Linked DNA regions of Mus musculus: region 1 is linked to region 2. A link is a loop called in an ENCODE intact Hi-C map of the cell type or tissue named here. Cell type or tissue: gastrocnemius. All regions are shown on one strand. Each heading gives the region's core, and the rest is flanking DNA. Links, peaks and the distances in the headings are about the cores only.

Region 1 (8,282 bases), core at 1-8,000, 120 kb after region 2:
GCTGGTAACATTTTTCTACCTCATTTTCCTTATGGTGCAGAGTTAAACACGTGCTCTTACCTCTCCTCCGGTGCACGGGAAAGGATTTGAGTATCTAGACGTGCAAATAGCTCCCTTCTTGACAACATCATCTTCCAGGCCAAAAGTAGCCGAGCAGTTTGTTGCAAAGTACTTGTAAGGCTTCCAGGTCTTCCCAAAGTCCTGGGACCGGTCCAGCACCATGGCTGCAGGCCTGGGAGACTTGAACACCATAATTAGGTGAGTGAAGTAGAATTCTGCTTCCAGGTCTAGCTGAATCTTTTCCCTGTGCACATCCTCTGCAGACTGCCACCATGTCCGGGGAAACCTGAAGGATGAGTCTGCCATGGCAGAGGGTGGGTGAGCCAGGTGAGAATGGGCAGCGTTGCATTTATCACACTTGGGCTGCCGGCAAGTGAGGTCAGCATTCTCACTGTAGAAGCAGAAGAGTTCGGTGGCGTTCTGGCCACACATTGTGTCTGCCCGGAGCTTTCTTCCCAAAGCCAAGTTTCCCATGCGAGGGTTGCATGCTTTCTCACAGCGGGAGTTCGCTCCGGCTACTCCATTCAAGCCTGAGGAGGGGAAAGTATATGTCACTCAAGACAAACCCACGGGAAATGGGGGTGCTCTTCTGCATAGCTGAAACATCTACAACAGTCAAGGTATCATCCAAAGACCCTGGGCCTTTCTATAATGAGAAGAATTTAGCAAACGGGACCATGAATGCTATCGTGCATTCAAATAGGTTCATATACACAAGTGTGTGTGTGCTCGATAGATGATAATGTGTTCACGAGTGCAAATGAATGTGTGAGTGTGCACATGGGTGTGTGCACGAGGAAGCCAGAATACCTTGGGTATTGTTCCTAAGGTTTCATCTACCTGGCTGCTTTTAGGTTTAGGTGTGTGTATGTGTGTATGTGTGTGTGTGTGTGTGTGTGTGTGTGTGTGTGTATCCAGTAAAAAGGTAGTTCTCTAGGAAAATCATAATCACAAAATGGTTTAAAAATATGCAATAGGGCTGGTGAGATGGCTCAGTGGGTAAGAGCACCCGACTGCTCTTCCGAAGGTTCGGAGTTCAAATCCCAGCAACCACATGGTGGCTCACAACCATCCATAACAAGATCTGACTCCCTCTTCTGGATTGTCTGAAGACAGCTACAGTGTACTTACATATAATAAATAAATGAATCTTTAAAAAAAATATGCAATAGGACTTCTTTTCAGGTGGCAAAGCTAGAAACCACTGGTTCTGAAATATGTGATATCCATGCCTAATATTAACTAAATATAGCTACGAGTGGGGGGGGGACCCAACTCTTCAAACTACCAAACGACAGGAAAGCTTATTGTACCTGCTTTTGGCCTCTTAAGTGCTTCTTCCTATGACAGACTGTGGTATAGAGTACTTATCTGTTTGCTTAGCTGGAGAACACTGCCAGTCTGGCACGCCAACGGCACCACTAACAACTGTCATGAACGAAACACCCTTTAAAGTAGCAAGCTCTGCCTTCCAAACCCCTAACCCACCTTAATGCTTCGAAAGCACTTAGAGTGACAAACAGCACCCACTCATTCGCGTTCTGACTACTTGTCATAATCCTTTAATTTGGGTTTGTCGTGTTAATTATGAATACCGTAAGCAAAGAATTGTCCATTTAAGAAAAATTAAAACACAGAGGAAAAGAAGGAAAAAGAAAACCCAAACCCCCCAATTCTGGCTAATTGGGTGTTTCTGTTTAAGAGACAGAACCTCTGAAGTGTTATCACAGGGGCACTGGATAAGGCCAAATGACAGCTTTGGCTGGGAAGGAGAGATTTCACACTCTGACAATCACCACCTCACACAGCCTTGCAGCCAAAATAAGAGGTTTCCTCGGGCATTATTTTTCTTTTCTTTTTTAATTCCACGTCAAATGAAAATGTGCAGCAAGCCGGGGCCTCTGTTTGCCATTGTTCTGATTAGCGGGCGCAGCAGCTGCCTGTGGCCAGAAACACACAAACACGGTCCTATGACTCACCTGTGAAGCGTTTCAGGGGGAAAGTCTCACACTGCCTGTACAAGTATCTTTGACTTGCAACATTCCCCCAGTGCTCTTTATTCCCAACCTCTTGATTGCTCCCGTGGTGGTGGTTGGGTTTTTTTGTTTGTTTGTTTGTTTGCTTGCTTGCTTGCTTGCTTGCTTGCTTGTTTTTGGCTTTTTGTTTTGTTTTGTTTGCCATAGCATGACTTGAAAAGGGAAAGGTTTATGAAAAGTAGGGGGAGTGTGGACTTGTAGTGCATCATACGAAGTGCGATCAGGAAGAATTCAAGAGAGATCTTTTAACCGTGAGCGGTTTGACAGATCCTTGGGGGTAAAAAAAAATAATGAATAATTTAAAAGTTTCCACCCACTAATAATTTTGATAAGAAGTAGTTATCAGTGCAAACACAGGCTGCACCCTGATAGAGGACGCAGCCTCTTAAGCCTGGACTTAGTTGCTGGCAGCTCTGGGGAAAAGAATGGAAGCAGACCAACTGAAGAGATGCCTGCCCCAGGGCTTGGAACCTTCCAGTCGGTTCCTCTAACCCACACGTCTCTTTCAGGAGCAAGTCAAGTCCGTCTGAGGGGTTTGGGGTGGGGGATGAAATCAGACCCTCACAATTTTTCCCCACTACCCCACTGTGCTGTACTTAACCTAGCTGAAAACCAGGTGGCCTGCGAGAAGGGAGGGGGAGAAGAGAAAGAGGAGGCTCCCGGGGACTCAGACACAGCAAGCCTGGAACCGGTGGCCTAAAGACAGTCCAAGAGAGACAGGACCGTAGCGGGAGGGGAGAGGGGCATCTGCCCGTTGCCCGTAACCCAGTTACTGAGCCAAGGAACAGACCCGCCTCCGACCTCCTGCAGAGCTTCGGCCAGGGTACCGATTCCCCAGGGGCAGTCAGCCAGCTCCGGGCAATCACCACCTGAGTGATCACCCCCCATGGTCCCAGTTCCGAGTTCTACAGCGTTGCAGCCAACGCCCCGGGAAGAGGGCGCTCACCCTCACCCCAGGTGGCCCTACCTGGCTCTCAAGTACACAGAATGAGATCCGGGAAGGTGGCGATCTCTCTAAGTGAGAGATCGGTCTCGGCCCACGCACGCCCAGGGTCTCTGGGCCACCCCTCCTCGTCACTCCTCAGGCCATGGAGAGCCCGGGGATGGCGAGCTGGGTCCTTTGTTCCCCCTCACCAAGTGCAGAGGCAGTTTTCCCCCCCAAGCCAAACCCAGAAAGAAACATTGATCTCTCTGTATCTTCTGCAGGGCGTACCCAGGATATCTGGTTATTCAAGGACATGTGTATCTCAGTTGCAGGAGAAAAAAAAAAAATCAATAGTGTTTGAAACTGCGGAGTCGCGGGCAAAGGAGACGGAACATGGCCACTGGCTTCATCCTCAATAGCCGAGCTCTGGGCTCCCGGTCCGGGATCCCCTATATCCCCCAGCCCCCGAGCTTGGGTGGAGGGGCAGGAGCAAGGGAAGAGGGGTGGGGGCCCGGCCGCGTCACCACCCACCTGCGGCCACCGCGGAGCAGCCCCAGAGCAGCAGCAGCCGTGCGCAGCTCCCCATGGCCGGGCAGCTGCGGGAGCGGGTGGGATGAAGCGGCAGTGGTCCTCGGGAGCACCGGGGGCTCTGTGGTTCTTCCTCCTCCCGGAGCGCCAGGCTCGCTCAGTGGGCACCGTGGGCACAGAGCCGCGGGCCGGGGCCGCGCCAGGCGGCGGGGTGACCGTCGCGCACCGGCCTGGCGGGGCCCGGGCAGCTCAGCAGCGGCGGGAGCCCCGGGATCATAGCCGGCCTGGCCGCTGCCGGCTGAGCGGCCCTGAGGGCGGGTGCGCCGCTCGCCCAGGGCTCGGCGCCCGCAGCCGACGCTGAACTTTGCGAGACCTTTCACTTCCCGGCCGCCGCCGCCTCCCGGCTGTCCTCCTCCGCTTTTCCCACCTTCTGTGGCCGCCGAGGCTCGGTCCCGTCCTTCTCCATGGGCAGTTCCATGGGATGCATTTTTATTGCACCGACACCGCGGCGCTCCGGTGCCAGCCCTCCTCCTCCCCTCGCACCTCCACCCCTTCCTCCCGCCCGCCCCCCGCGCTTGACAGCCGGGCGGTGCAGACGCGCGGGTCCGGTCATTGTCGCCGCCGCCGCCGCCCAGGGGGAGGGGGTGTCTGCAGCCCCCGCTGCGCGCATCTCCCTGCCTGACCTCGCGGGTGCCCTCCAGCACCCAAGGGCCTCGCCTGGGAAACAGTCTCCCACCTTCTCCAGGAACATTCCTGAGAGCAGTTGACTCCCTCCGGATCAGGTCAGGGCATGCCAAGGGGCTTAAAAACCCGCGAAACAGGCGAGCGACTACTTTCCAAAAAATCACCCAGCAAAACAAGCCTTCCCCCCTCCCCCAACACCACTCCACAGCACCCATTCTCTGCGAGTCCCACGGTCTGGGTTAGGACCACCCCAGACCCCCAATTCTGCCTAGGGTACTGCCAGTGAACGCGCACCAAGTGCCAAGGGTCCTTTAAGTCTCTGCTACCTTTTTGGGGGGTGCAGCCCAAAGGAGTCGAAGGTGTACCCGTTTGGTGTAAAAGATGTTCTCACACGGCCTGAAAGACCAGGATCCATGATCAGGGAATCAACTGTTTAAGAACATCTATGTCTGGAGCATCGACATAAGAATGCCTGGGTCCTAGGTGCATTCACACATTCTTCATAGTATGGTGAGCAGGGGAACCATAAAGTTATGAAATATCTTATGGGGAGCAATTTAGCAGCAACCACAAGCAGCTAATTGTAGCTCAGGGCTGGTGTTTATGAAAGGAGATTAAATAGCACTTCAGCCTGGGACTTCTGTAACTTCTCTGAAAATATAGTTCTGCTTACACATGCAAAGAAATTGGCAAACGTTGAGTCGAAGGCAATTCTGTATTGCAGCATTCAGTGTGTGTCTTTGAGTATTTTCCAGAAAGTTAACTGCTTTGCAGATACCATTCAGTTATTATAAATTGTCAGAAATACAGATGGGGCCAATTAGAGCTTTGGGGGCACACGTAGATATTATTTATAATGACCGAGCTGGAGACATATAGGTTTCTATCTCTCTAAAGGAACTGAGTTGAGGTTAGCATAATCCACTGGGAGGCGTTAAAATTATTATTTTGGCCAGTACTGGAAGTGGCAGGCGACATGAGAACCGTCACCAGCTTTCGAAAACAAACTCTGAGCTTTCAAATACTGGCCACGCTGGAGCCTCCGTTGGCTCTCACAGGTGATGCTTCTGATGCAGTTGCTAAAATGCTTCTCCCAACTGTTCTTTTTATTAAATGAACGACAGGGGATCGTAACAGGCTAAGGCTCCCAGCCTAAACACTAGCCTACAGGCCAAGAAAAAGGAAGAGAAAGACAGTATTTACTATTAATCTCTGAGACAATATATTAAGTTGAGGCAGGGCTAATCCATGCCTGATTATGAATTTCAGAAGCATTTGCTGGGTACTCCCCTGATCGCTTTGTAACTGGTTTGTCGCTCCTTTAATAAAGCAGCAAGATCCTTAAATGGCAGCTAGACACTTAGACTATGCAAGACACAATTATGTGGTTTTTTTCTTACATTGCTCGTTATTCTTAACTGAAAACACTTGTCAGACATGCAATAAATGTTTTGACAGTTATCTCAAAACTATTGTTATATGCTAAGAATAGAGACTGAGAAGAAAAGCGGCGAAATAAGAACGATTCCCAGGATTCTAGAGGAATGTGGGATCTCCACAGCAATACTTTAAGTGTGGACTAGCTCAAGAGAAACGGTAATGAGCATTCGAATAAATGTTGTCTGGGCGCAATGTGGTGGTTTCCGCCTGTAACCTTAGCCATTGGTAGAGGCAAGAAGCTCATGTTTTCAAGGCCAGCCTTGGCTACAAAGCAAGCATGAGGCTAGCTAGGTCTACATGAGATCCTGTCTTTTTTTTTTTTAAGTGCATATCTAGTATACGTTCTTACAAATTATATTTTCATTTTGAAGAAAGGACCCAAGAGAGTTGGCCAATGTGAGGAAAATGTGTTCCGGGGTGGGGACATTGCTCATTATGACTTCGTGTTATGAAAATGTCAAGAACTGACTCAGAACTTTCGAGGTGTCATGGATTACAGGGAGGGTTGGAGAAATTGCAGGATTTCAATAGCAGGTTTTCCAAAGCCACAAATCCACAAATTTAATGTAGAACATTCCTGACGACTTGGAAGGATGTTGACAGGACCGCTAATATATATCTACATCAGAAAGGCAAAAGGTCTATACACCAAAGACCTCATTCCCAAGCGCCTCTGGGCCATATTTAAGTTTCTCCTCCAATTTCAGTGTGACTGTGCAGGGTGCTTTTCTGGGGCTCAGTGTATGAGGAGAACAAGCCCAAGCGGAACAGGATCCTGCTCAGAAGAAGGGATAAACTGTGGCAGCCTAGAAGCAAGAGGATGGTGAAACAGCAGACGTAAAGACAAAAAACATTGGCAGCAGTATCCATCCTTCCAAAACAAAAATCTTCCAGCAGCCCAAGGCCTGTTAGCACAGAGACAAAGCACCACAAAGCTATGAAGAGATCTCTAAAAACCCAGCGCAAAGTCTAATGACCGAAAGATGTTCAGAACCAGATGGGACCCTGGGCCCCAACTCTCACCCTACCCGGAGCCCTTCATTCACCGTGAAAACTCTGCCCATTGGTCACACAGGTTTTCTTCTGAGCATCCCAATAAACAAAAGAATCAAAAGCATCGCTTCGATTTCAGCACTGGTTTTATTTAACTGTGGCACTTACTTTCTTTATAGACATTTGCAGCTATACAGAGTAAATACCAGTTCTTTCTTTTAATGTGTGTGTGTGTGTGTGTGTGTGTGTGTGTGTGTGTGTGTGTGTGTGCGCAAGAGTTGAGACAAGGTCTCATTAAATAGCCCAGGTTGGCCTGGCCTGAAACCTGCTATTGATGTAGCCCAGGCTGACCCCAAACTCAGTGTTTCTTGCCTTAGTCTTCTGAGTGCTGGGATGAAAGCACGGACCACCTGTTAGGTCTCTGAGACGTTGAACCCAGGTTTGATTGCTCTATTTAAGCACCTTCTCCAAGTGCTTTGAAAAACTCTTCTTCATCCCTTTTCAGATATACTCCAATTGCACAGTACACATATAAGTAAGTGTGATCAATTAGAATAAAATAAAATAAAACTTACAGTGTCCTTTGAGTCTAGGGCTTGTATTTACGTAGCCTAAGAACACACCTGCAGCTTTGTAACACTGGCTAACATAGCTTGGAGTCAGAATAAACTTTTTGTATGTATTGATTTCTTACAGGCTGTTAAGATTTAGTGCTTGAATACATATAGGAAACATTCAAACAGTATTAAGTTTAAAAAAGAAAAAAAAAGATCCTCAGGGTCACATTTCTAAATTAAAAAATAGTTGGGAGAGATAGCTCTGTCTAAAAAGTGCTAGCCTTCGAAGCAATGAGGACCTGGGCTTCACCCTCAGAACCCGTGTTTTACCAAGAAGATGCTGAGCGTTGAGACCGTGCTTAGCACTGAGGAGGTGGAGAGGGTGATCTGGGGTTCCTACTCTCTCTCTCTCTCTCTCTCTCTCTCTCTCTTTCACACACACACACACACACACAAAAGGTAAAAGATAAAAAAAGTCAGGATATTTAAAACAAGCTTATTATCCTAATAGAAAAATATATATCTGCTTCCTGAATAGGGCCAGTATACTTATGTGACACTTATTCTATATCACCAACAGAACGGGGGACTTTGGAAAGAGACTTATTATCATGGTATCTGATATTCTTTCTTCAAGGAACAAGAAACATCACCTCTTTTGCCCCTCTTGAATGAATGTGTGCATATTGCAACCCACAAAGAATTGTACAAAGAGATAGTGTCGGGGGGGGGGATATCATCACCAAACTTAGATCATAAATATGTACACATCCAATGAGCTCATTGGCTCAAGAACCTGGGTTCCTAGATCAGGATTGCATTGCTTGTCCGTCTTCTGTGGGTACAACCTTGTGTGAAGAAGGTCGGATAAAGTGTTCCCACTGAAATCATCTCCCATTCTGGTTTTTACCAGGCCTCTGCCATTCGGCTGCCCCTTAGGAACACCACCTCGGGAATTTCCTCAAGCTTGAATCTAAGCCTCTTTCCAATGGTGCTGTTTCTTATTTCAAGAGTTTCCTAGCTACAGCTGCTCATTCCCAGGGATGGGGGAGGGGGGAG
Region 2 (8,339 bases), core at 66-8,065:
CCCTTTGACTCTCTGCGCCTATCATTGATTGACAGCTGAGTGAATTTACTTGTCCATCTCTCTACAGTTTAATGCAGACCGGCAGGGATGGGGGGGTGTACTTATTTTTTACTTCTATATTACTCTAGCACCTAGTATAATAACTGGCACATCATAGCTGCTCAATAACATTTGTTATATCATTGGATAGTTTGCCTTCATCAGCTGACCTGGCTCTCTGTGTGACATAACCCCATGCCAGGCAACCTATGAGACCGGAATGGAATCATCAGTAGGGGCAGGCAGAGCTCTCTGATCCTGTTTTAAGTCGTGGATATTGCTGGGGGGTGAAGGTGGGGGGGGTAGGGAGTGAGGGGGTAGGGGATGGCGGGTTGGGGGGAGGGTAGTTTGCGGTCTACTCACAACATATCTCCTTGTATGATATATGAGCAAGTTTCCTAGTTCTGTTTGGTCTTAATTTTATCATGGGTAAAACAGATACAACAACTGTTAGGTAACTACGTAGGGAATTAAGTTAGACACTTCGATCCCCCTTTCAGGCTAAGTAGAGAACTCCCTCCTCAGCTCCATCACCGGCCTTTGCTTTCCCAATCCCAGACAGCTGATTAGTCAGCCAAGGGCTCTGAAAGGCCTTTGGCTAGGAACTCAGGATTTATGAAAGCCACTGTTTCTCTCTTTCCCATCCGAGCCTGTAGATGACAGGGGATAGCCTCTCTGATTTATTGAATTAGCACTGCCAGTGTGGCTTTTGGTGCCAGATGAACACTTCCCAGTTTGATAAGAATCACTTGATAATGGGGATTAGATATAAAGATGACAGCTGGATCTTTCACGTTCTTCTTCTTCTTCTTCTTCTTCTTCTTCTTAACCCAACCCCTCTGCCGTGCCAAACATTTACACAAAGACTTAGTGTTCTCACACTTTTCTAGGACTTAACAAATTCATTATTTTTATGATGTAACCTCTAAACACTAAGAGACATTGGCTAGGAGTTAAAGTATTTTTTTAATGGAGCAAAAAAAAGAAAATGGATGTATTGGTAAAAACAATGTTTTAATCCCATGCAGTTTTGATTTCAGGTTGAGCGGAGAGTAGACCAACCACAGGAATGTACATTAACAAAAGGAATAAGCTAATTAAATAGTGCACAAACGTTGTATTGTCTGGGTATTAGTGCTCGAAGGTCAGGCCTTAGTTTACAATGGCAAAGGGGAGGACTATTAAGGGAGGATTGTTTGATGAGGATCTTTTTGTGCCACAAGTTATGCGCAGGTTAAGATAATCAACACTCGTCCCCCCACCTCTGTGAATAGAATCATAAAGAAGAGAAATCTGTGCTTTGCATGTTTCTTGAATACTGCATTTTGCCACTTAGCTCACAGGATCTCGGGCAGAGGGATGGAGGCAGAAGAAGAGATGTGCTTTCACCGGGGCTGAGATCAGGAGTGGATGGTCGAGCCAGGTCGCTATAATAAGGAAGACAGGCTGGCCCTGGTTCCTGGGTTTTAAGACATCGCCAAAGAGAACACACACAAGCATGATACCATGTGTACCTTTCCCCTGCCATCTTTAAACAAATACAGCAAACAGGTCCAAAAGCCCAAAGGTGGGTCTGGCGCAAGAAGCTGCGTTTCCTGGTGACGGTACTCTGTGTCTTGGCATTTAGTCTGTGTTTATGGTCAAAGCAGCAGACATGAGGTAATGAAGCAAAGATGGGGAACACACAGTAATCACCATACCGTAAAGACACTGTGTACTCTGGGCCTTTTTTTTTGGAGGCTGGAGGAGGCTGGACTGCATCTGCTTTGGGTCCTTTGGTGGCCAAGGCTTACTCTACTCATCTGTCCATAATTGCCCAGTGTTGCACCATAGCTACTGGAGGGCAGTGAGAGCCGAGAAAAGCAGATGATGTAATCAACCTGTCAGGGATACCTGTCAGGACTGGTGGTGATAGCCGCCAATGCCAGGAACTCCTTAGTCTTAGACACGAGGCGCTCAGTACTTGTTCAGTGTCTGACTTTTACGTGGGCACAGGTCACGGGTTCTGTCTTAGTTGCTTTTCTCTGTAGACCAGGTTGACCTTGAACTCAGAGATCCGTCTGCCTCGGCTTCCCAAATGAAGGGATCAAAGGCGTGCACCACCGCTCCCTGGCTTTTCTTGGTTACTTTCTATTGCTGTGACAAGACACCATGACCAAGGCAACTAATAGACTGTTAATTGATGTACGTTGAAGGAACAAAGGCATGGCAGCCACAGCTGAGAGCTTACATCTTGATCTATAGGCAGGAGGCAAAGAGTGTGTGTGTGGGGGGGCGTGGACAAGGGGGTGTGTTAGGGGGAATGGTTTGAGTCTTTTGAAGCCTAAAAGCCCACCCCATGTAACATACTTCTTCCAACAAGGCCACACCTCCTGAAATTTCCCAAACAGGTCCACCAGCCAGAGACCAAGTATTCAAACATTTGAGCCCACGAGGACCATTCTCATTCAAACCACCACAGGCTGGGTTCCTTTATCGGCAAACCTCAGTGGGTTTTAGGTATGCTTTGGAACTGAGATGTCTGTATTTGTAAACATGCTCTTGTTTCATCTACAGGGGAGAGTAGGAGCTGGTGTCATGGAGCAAAGGCTATAATAACATAAAGGGATGTATGACTGAGGGAGAGTCGGTGAGCCCATTTCCTCCCTCGGGGACCCAAAGGATTGTGTGTAAGTGACAGCTTTGAGTGTGTGTATGCAAATTTGTCTGGATACCTTATTAATTTGTTAATTCAAAAGTTATTACCTTCATTTATATTTGTGTGCACATGTGTGTGTGCATGCCTGTATGTGTATGCACATATATGTGTGTGTTTTGTGTGTATGCACATGCCACAGTGCATGTGTGGGACTCCCAGGTTTAGGACTCAGTACCCTCTGAGCCATTGTTTTTGCCTCCTATAGTTTCTGTAGGGCCATAAGTGAGTTTCATTTAAAAGGATTCTCTTGGTGGTTCATGAGTCTAAACCTCAGCGTTTGGGGTAGTAAGAGAATCGAGAGTCCAAGATACCCAGTGAATATGAGGGCAGACTGGACTGCATGAGTCCCTGTTTTCAAAAGGCAAAATTAAGTTGGCTAAAAAAAAAAAAAAAGATTCTCTAGGAAAGTTATGAGACACTATGTCGAGTTACAGTGTGACAGAGGTATGGCAGAGTAACCCTAAGAAAGCCTACCAGGAGGTTAGTAATGAACTGTGAGGGCAGCAAAGATATTAGTGGGCAGAAGCTTTGCAGCTCAGCACAGCCATGGCTGAAGAGGACAGTGTGACATGCCAGACAAGAGACTCTGGTTCCTGCCAGGCAACAGCAATAACGTCTGGCTATCGCACTCCAAATAAAATCTATAATGAAATGGTCAGAGGGCAAAGACCAGGGCTAACGCAGTTCCTGAAGATGCCTGATGTCCCACAAAGTAAAGGCAGAGTAGAGACACTGGATAAAGGGGGACATAGTTTCCGTGATAGAGATGCAGTGCTGGGGGAAAGACTTCCAGCCAACAGCCTTGGGAAAAGGAGAGCCTGTTGAGTTCAGGGAGACAAATATTTACGGAGCGAGCGTGAGACGGGAGAATGAGTAGCTTCCCACTTTACCAAATCCTATCCTTTGTTAAAAGCAAAATGGAGACAGAGCAGAATTCTGTGTGTGCGTGCATGTGTGTGTTTGACTTGACCACTGAAACTATTTCTCCCCAGACTTCCTCCATTTTTCCAGTTAGCCAGACAACTGTCAGACAACAGGAAAAGAGCATACATAGCAACCAAAGAGGTATGTGTTATAGGAAAAAAAAAAAACCCATGGTTCTAGGAAATCAAAGAAAATCCTAGAATAGATCTAATAATGGCTTCTCAATTTTAATTATAGCTCACATCAAGAAACCTTCACATTCTAGAAACACTACCTGCTCATCTTTCTGAAGATCTCTCAGAAGCTCAGGCGTGAGAATGTAGGGGGTGGGGGGAAATCCAAAGTAAATTACTATGTAACAGTACTACTGAGATTTCATTATATGAGACACATATTGGCATATTTCCTTTATTTTTTTAATTTTTAATTTTTTTGTGGGGGGGGGGTCAAGACAGGGTTTCTCTGTATAGCCCTGGCTGTTCTGGAACTCACTCCATAGACCAGGCTGGCGGCGAACTCAGAAATCTCCCTGCCTCTGCCTCCCAAGTGCTGGGATTAAAGGCGTGCACCACCACCGCCTGACCGGCATATTTCCTTTAGACGTCTTGGAAATGGTACAAAATGAGCCATATTGTGGATGTGGTTATCGCTTGTTCACAACGTCTTGTCATTTCAGTCCCAAGCTAGAGTCACTAAAAGGACCAAAAGAGCTATTCAGTAGGACCAACATTTGAATTAAGTGCGAAGCCCCTCAGATGTGCTGGAAATGAGGAGGTTCATGGGAGCAAGAACAAAGCCTATGCCAGCTGGTGAGGACTGTTAGCATGTTCTAAATTCATCAATTTGTGCTGGGTTGTGACCAAGTCTGCAAGAGTATACAAAGGTGGGGCGGGGGAGCAGAGCTGCAGGGGACAAGGCTGGGAAGAACCTCACACCACCAAGCTGCTCAAACTGGTTAGACCTTCGTTTCCCACTGAGTGTTGTCCGTGAGTAGAAATGTTTTCCTATGTGGCAACAGACGGGATATGATACTTCTACTCCCGCTAAGTGAGTATGCTGAGCTGGGGAGTAGGGCAAAGCATTATCATAAATCTACTGAAGCCAGCCGGGCCAAGAAGTGGGAAGCAAGGTGCCAGTAACTACAAGCATCCTGTTTAGTGTAAAGGAACTGATGTTTATGGGTGGCGGATTTTTTTGTCTGCATGCAGTACTCGTGGTGGCCAGGAGAGGGCATTGAATCACAGGGATCTACAGGCATGGAGGCTTGTGAGCGATTCTGGGTACTGGGAATGGAATCCAGGTTCTCTGGAAGAGAAACCAGTGCTCTTAACCACTGAGCCATCCCTTCAGCCAGACAGTTTCCTTTTGAAATATTCTCCTCTTCTGTTCCTTTCATATTCCCTTACTTATTCTCCAGTTCTATTTGTTACTCTCTCCAATTATGTATATGTATATGTATATGTATATGTATATGTATATGTATATGTATATGTATATGTATATGTATATGTATATGTATATGTATATGTATATGTATATGTATATGTATATGTATATGTATATGTATATGTATATGTATATGTATATGTATATGTATATGTATATGTATATGTATATGTATATGTATATGTATATGTATATGTATATGTATATGTATATGTATATGTATATGTATATGTATATGTATATGTATATGTATATGTATATATGTATAATGTATAATGTATATGTAGTATGTATATGATGTATATGAAGTATGTATATGTATATGTAGTATGTATATGAAGTATGTATATGAGTGATATATCTGCATGTATGCCTGTGTGCCAGAGGAGGGCATCAGATGCCCTTATAGATTGTTGAGAGCCACCATGTGGTTGCTAGGAATTGAACTCAGGACCTCTGGAAGGATAGCCAGTGTTCTTAACCACTGAGCCATCTCTCCAGGCCCCATCTCCTTTTTCCCATCTCCTTTTTTTTTTTTTTTCTTCTTGGCTTTTTAGAGTGTTTTGCTACATATCCCCAGTTGGCCCAAACTCTTGATCCTCCTGCCTCTGCCTCCAGTGTGCTTGCATTACAGGGATGGCTGAGTCTCTGGCTTACTTGGCACACTTTCTGCTAGGGTTTTTGTGTCCCAGTTGATGGACAAATACTGACATGCCTTAGACATTTAGTCAAGGCCCAGTTACTCTTTACCTACATCCTTGTCCTGGTGATCTTCTCTGTGGTAGCCTCCATTGTTAACCCTGGTTTCATTCCTCTTGCTTCTTATTCAGGTTTGATACTGGCAAAGCATACTTCTCCTGCCCTGGACTTGGGACTTGAGACTGGGCATGTATAATAGTTTAGTTAGTGATCTATTGGCAGAGTTAAAGATGCATCATGATCTTAGATAGGATCTCCCATACTTCCTCTTGCTCTCTTGGTACAGTGCCGTGGGCCTGGCCTGGAAGGACTGTGGAAAACTAGGAGGATAGGAGCCATACAGAATAGAGATGCTCGCTTGACTTGCAGATAGAGACAGAGATGCCTAGCTAGAATGTCAATGTCAGATGCAGGCACAGACTCTCGTGGTCTTAAGGCATTGTCAAGGTTTGTATATGCTTGGCCCAGGGAGTGGCACTATTTAGAGGTGTGGCCTTATTGGAGTAGGTGTGTCATTATAGGTGTGGGCTATAAGACCCTTGTCCTAGCTGCCTGGAAGCCAGTCTTCTAGCAGTCTTCAGATGAAGATGTAGAACTCTCAGGTCCTCCTGCACCATGCCTGTCTGGATGCTGCCATGTTCCCACCTTGATGATAATGGACTGAACCTCTGAACCTGTAAGCCAGCCCCAATTAAATGTTATCTTTATAAGAGATGCCTTGGTCATGGTGTCTGTTCACAACAACTAAACCCTAACTAAGACAGGCACTGAGGATTGTCTATGCAGCAACAGCAAACCATCACACCATCTGTTTGTTTGGACTTCCAAATATAGGGCCTTAGCTTTGGCCTGGCCCTCTTTGCCTTTCAGACTTGTATATTCTGTTGAGTACTTGGCTTCTCCATTCCGCATCTAAGACACATTTCAAACTGAAACATAAAGAGTAGTAATAGATACTTTTTAAAAATCAAGAGACGACTATTTTTATCCCTAAAGCTGCCTTCTCCCGTCTAAGTAAACTATATAATCATCCTCCTACTTGTTCAAACCCCAAACAGAAGGCACTCCCGATTCTCCTTTCTGTCTCCGTTTATATTTAGTCTGCGACCGAGCCCTGTGGGGCTCCCCGTGAACTATTCAGAACACAGCCACTGTCCTCTGCCTTGTGTAGCGTCTCTGACTTGGAACACTTCAATACCCCCTTTGTCAAAGTGTTGTGCTTCTACTTTAGGCCTATTCTCCACATATCAGCCAGGGGAATCTTTTGAAAGAGTAACTCAGGTCAGGCCTGCCTCCCCCCCCCCCCCCTCCCGTGGTCATTACCTGGAATAAACGCTGAACTCCTCGAGGCTCTCCTGTTCTGACCCCACAGCCTCACTGGTCTTGGTACGCAGACCTCCAACACTTGATTGGTTCTAATTCAGGGGACTTTTCTTTACCGAACCTACTTTCTCGCAGCTATTCCCATGGCTGCTGCTGTCTCACGGTGTAGCTAGGAGCTTAAATATGACCTTTTCAGAGAGACCTTCTTTGTTTTAGAAGGATGGCCAGCCTTTACTCGCACGTTTATTGGTGCTATGGTGCCTGAGTCCTCCTCCCTATGAAAAGACTTGACTCTTTCAGCTTGCTCTTTCATAATGCTATGCAGACAACTTGTAGCTCTTGGGCCCTTTAGGAGTTGCTTTGCTAACAAGAGAGTTGACCAACTCATGCCTGTCCCATTCCTGGGAGAGCTACATTTAGTGGCACAGATGGAGATCCATCTGCCTTGGTAGCAGATGCGTGCCTGCGAAGAAGGTGTTTCTTTTTCTTTTACTTTTCTTTCTTTTTTTTAAAGATTTATTTATTTATTATATGTAAGTACACTGTAGCTGTCCTCTGACACTCCAGAAGAGGGCGTCAGATCTTGTTACAGATGGTTGTGAGTCACCATATGGTTGCTGGGATTTGAACTCAGGACCTCTGGAAGAACAGTCGGTGCTCTTTACCACTGAGCCATCTCTCCAGCCCGAAGAAGGTGTTTCTTGTGGAGTTGGAGGCTATTGTTGGGCATGCTTTCCAGTTTGGCTTCTATTTCTATACTTAAAGTTCCTTTCCCATTCCAGTTACTGATCCCCCAAAACACTCTTTAATATAAATATACTTTATATGTTATATAATATAGCATAATATTAATATAGTCTAATATTTATATATATTCTGCATGCTAATTATTAGTTCATGTTGCTTTTACAATAGCAATGAAACGTTGTTTCTTTCTTTCTTTTTTTTTTTTTCCCCCGAGACAGGGTTTCTCTGTATAGCTCTGGCTGTCCTGGATAGTGTTGAAAATGATTCAAAATTATCCAACTGGTGTGTGTATAGCCTGCTGTTCATTTCTCCTCCTGGAAGGAAAGTGATGTGGGTGTAGGCCTCCCCTCCCCCACCACACTCCAGTCCTGTATTCCTCGTGCTCTGAACAACACTGGCACTGGCTGTTGTCGTCATCATAGCAAATACCTGTTGGTTTGTGCCAGGTGCTGTTATGAATAGC

What was found. Hi-C counts contacts between places; a loop is a spot of excess contacts. Peaks named below come from ENCODE experiments on the same cell type or tissue, not always from the same donor. Only the 100,000 strongest peaks of a DNase experiment are listed, where the experiment ranks them.
Region 1: a loop joins it to region 2, with 2.1 times the contacts of the local background. A loop is called at or near these places in 2 of 42 quality-filtered maps.

The regions. Positions count from the first base shown.
Region 1 is chr10:93,636,779-93,645,060 of GRCm38, reverse strand. Ntn4 (netrin 4) reads right to left here and starts at 4,012. Exons shown (of 10, transcript NM_021320.3): 1 at 3,553-4,012; 2 at 61-590. The coding sequence starts at 3,607. In gastrocnemius, for the core only: no CTCF peak of the experiment used is centred there; DNase peaks (open chromatin) are centred at 1,915, 2,874, 3,635, 4,102 and 3 more places; H3K4me3 peaks cover 3,289 bases; H3K27ac peaks cover 3,046 bases.
Region 2 is chr10:93,759,817-93,768,155 of GRCm38, reverse strand. No RefSeq gene overlaps it. Among named protein-coding and RNA genes, the nearest start is that of Gm26239, 43 kb to the left of the region's middle. In gastrocnemius, for the core only: a CTCF peak has its summit at 4,880 (motif pointing right); a DNase peak (open chromatin) is centred at 4,863; H3K27ac peaks cover 465 bases.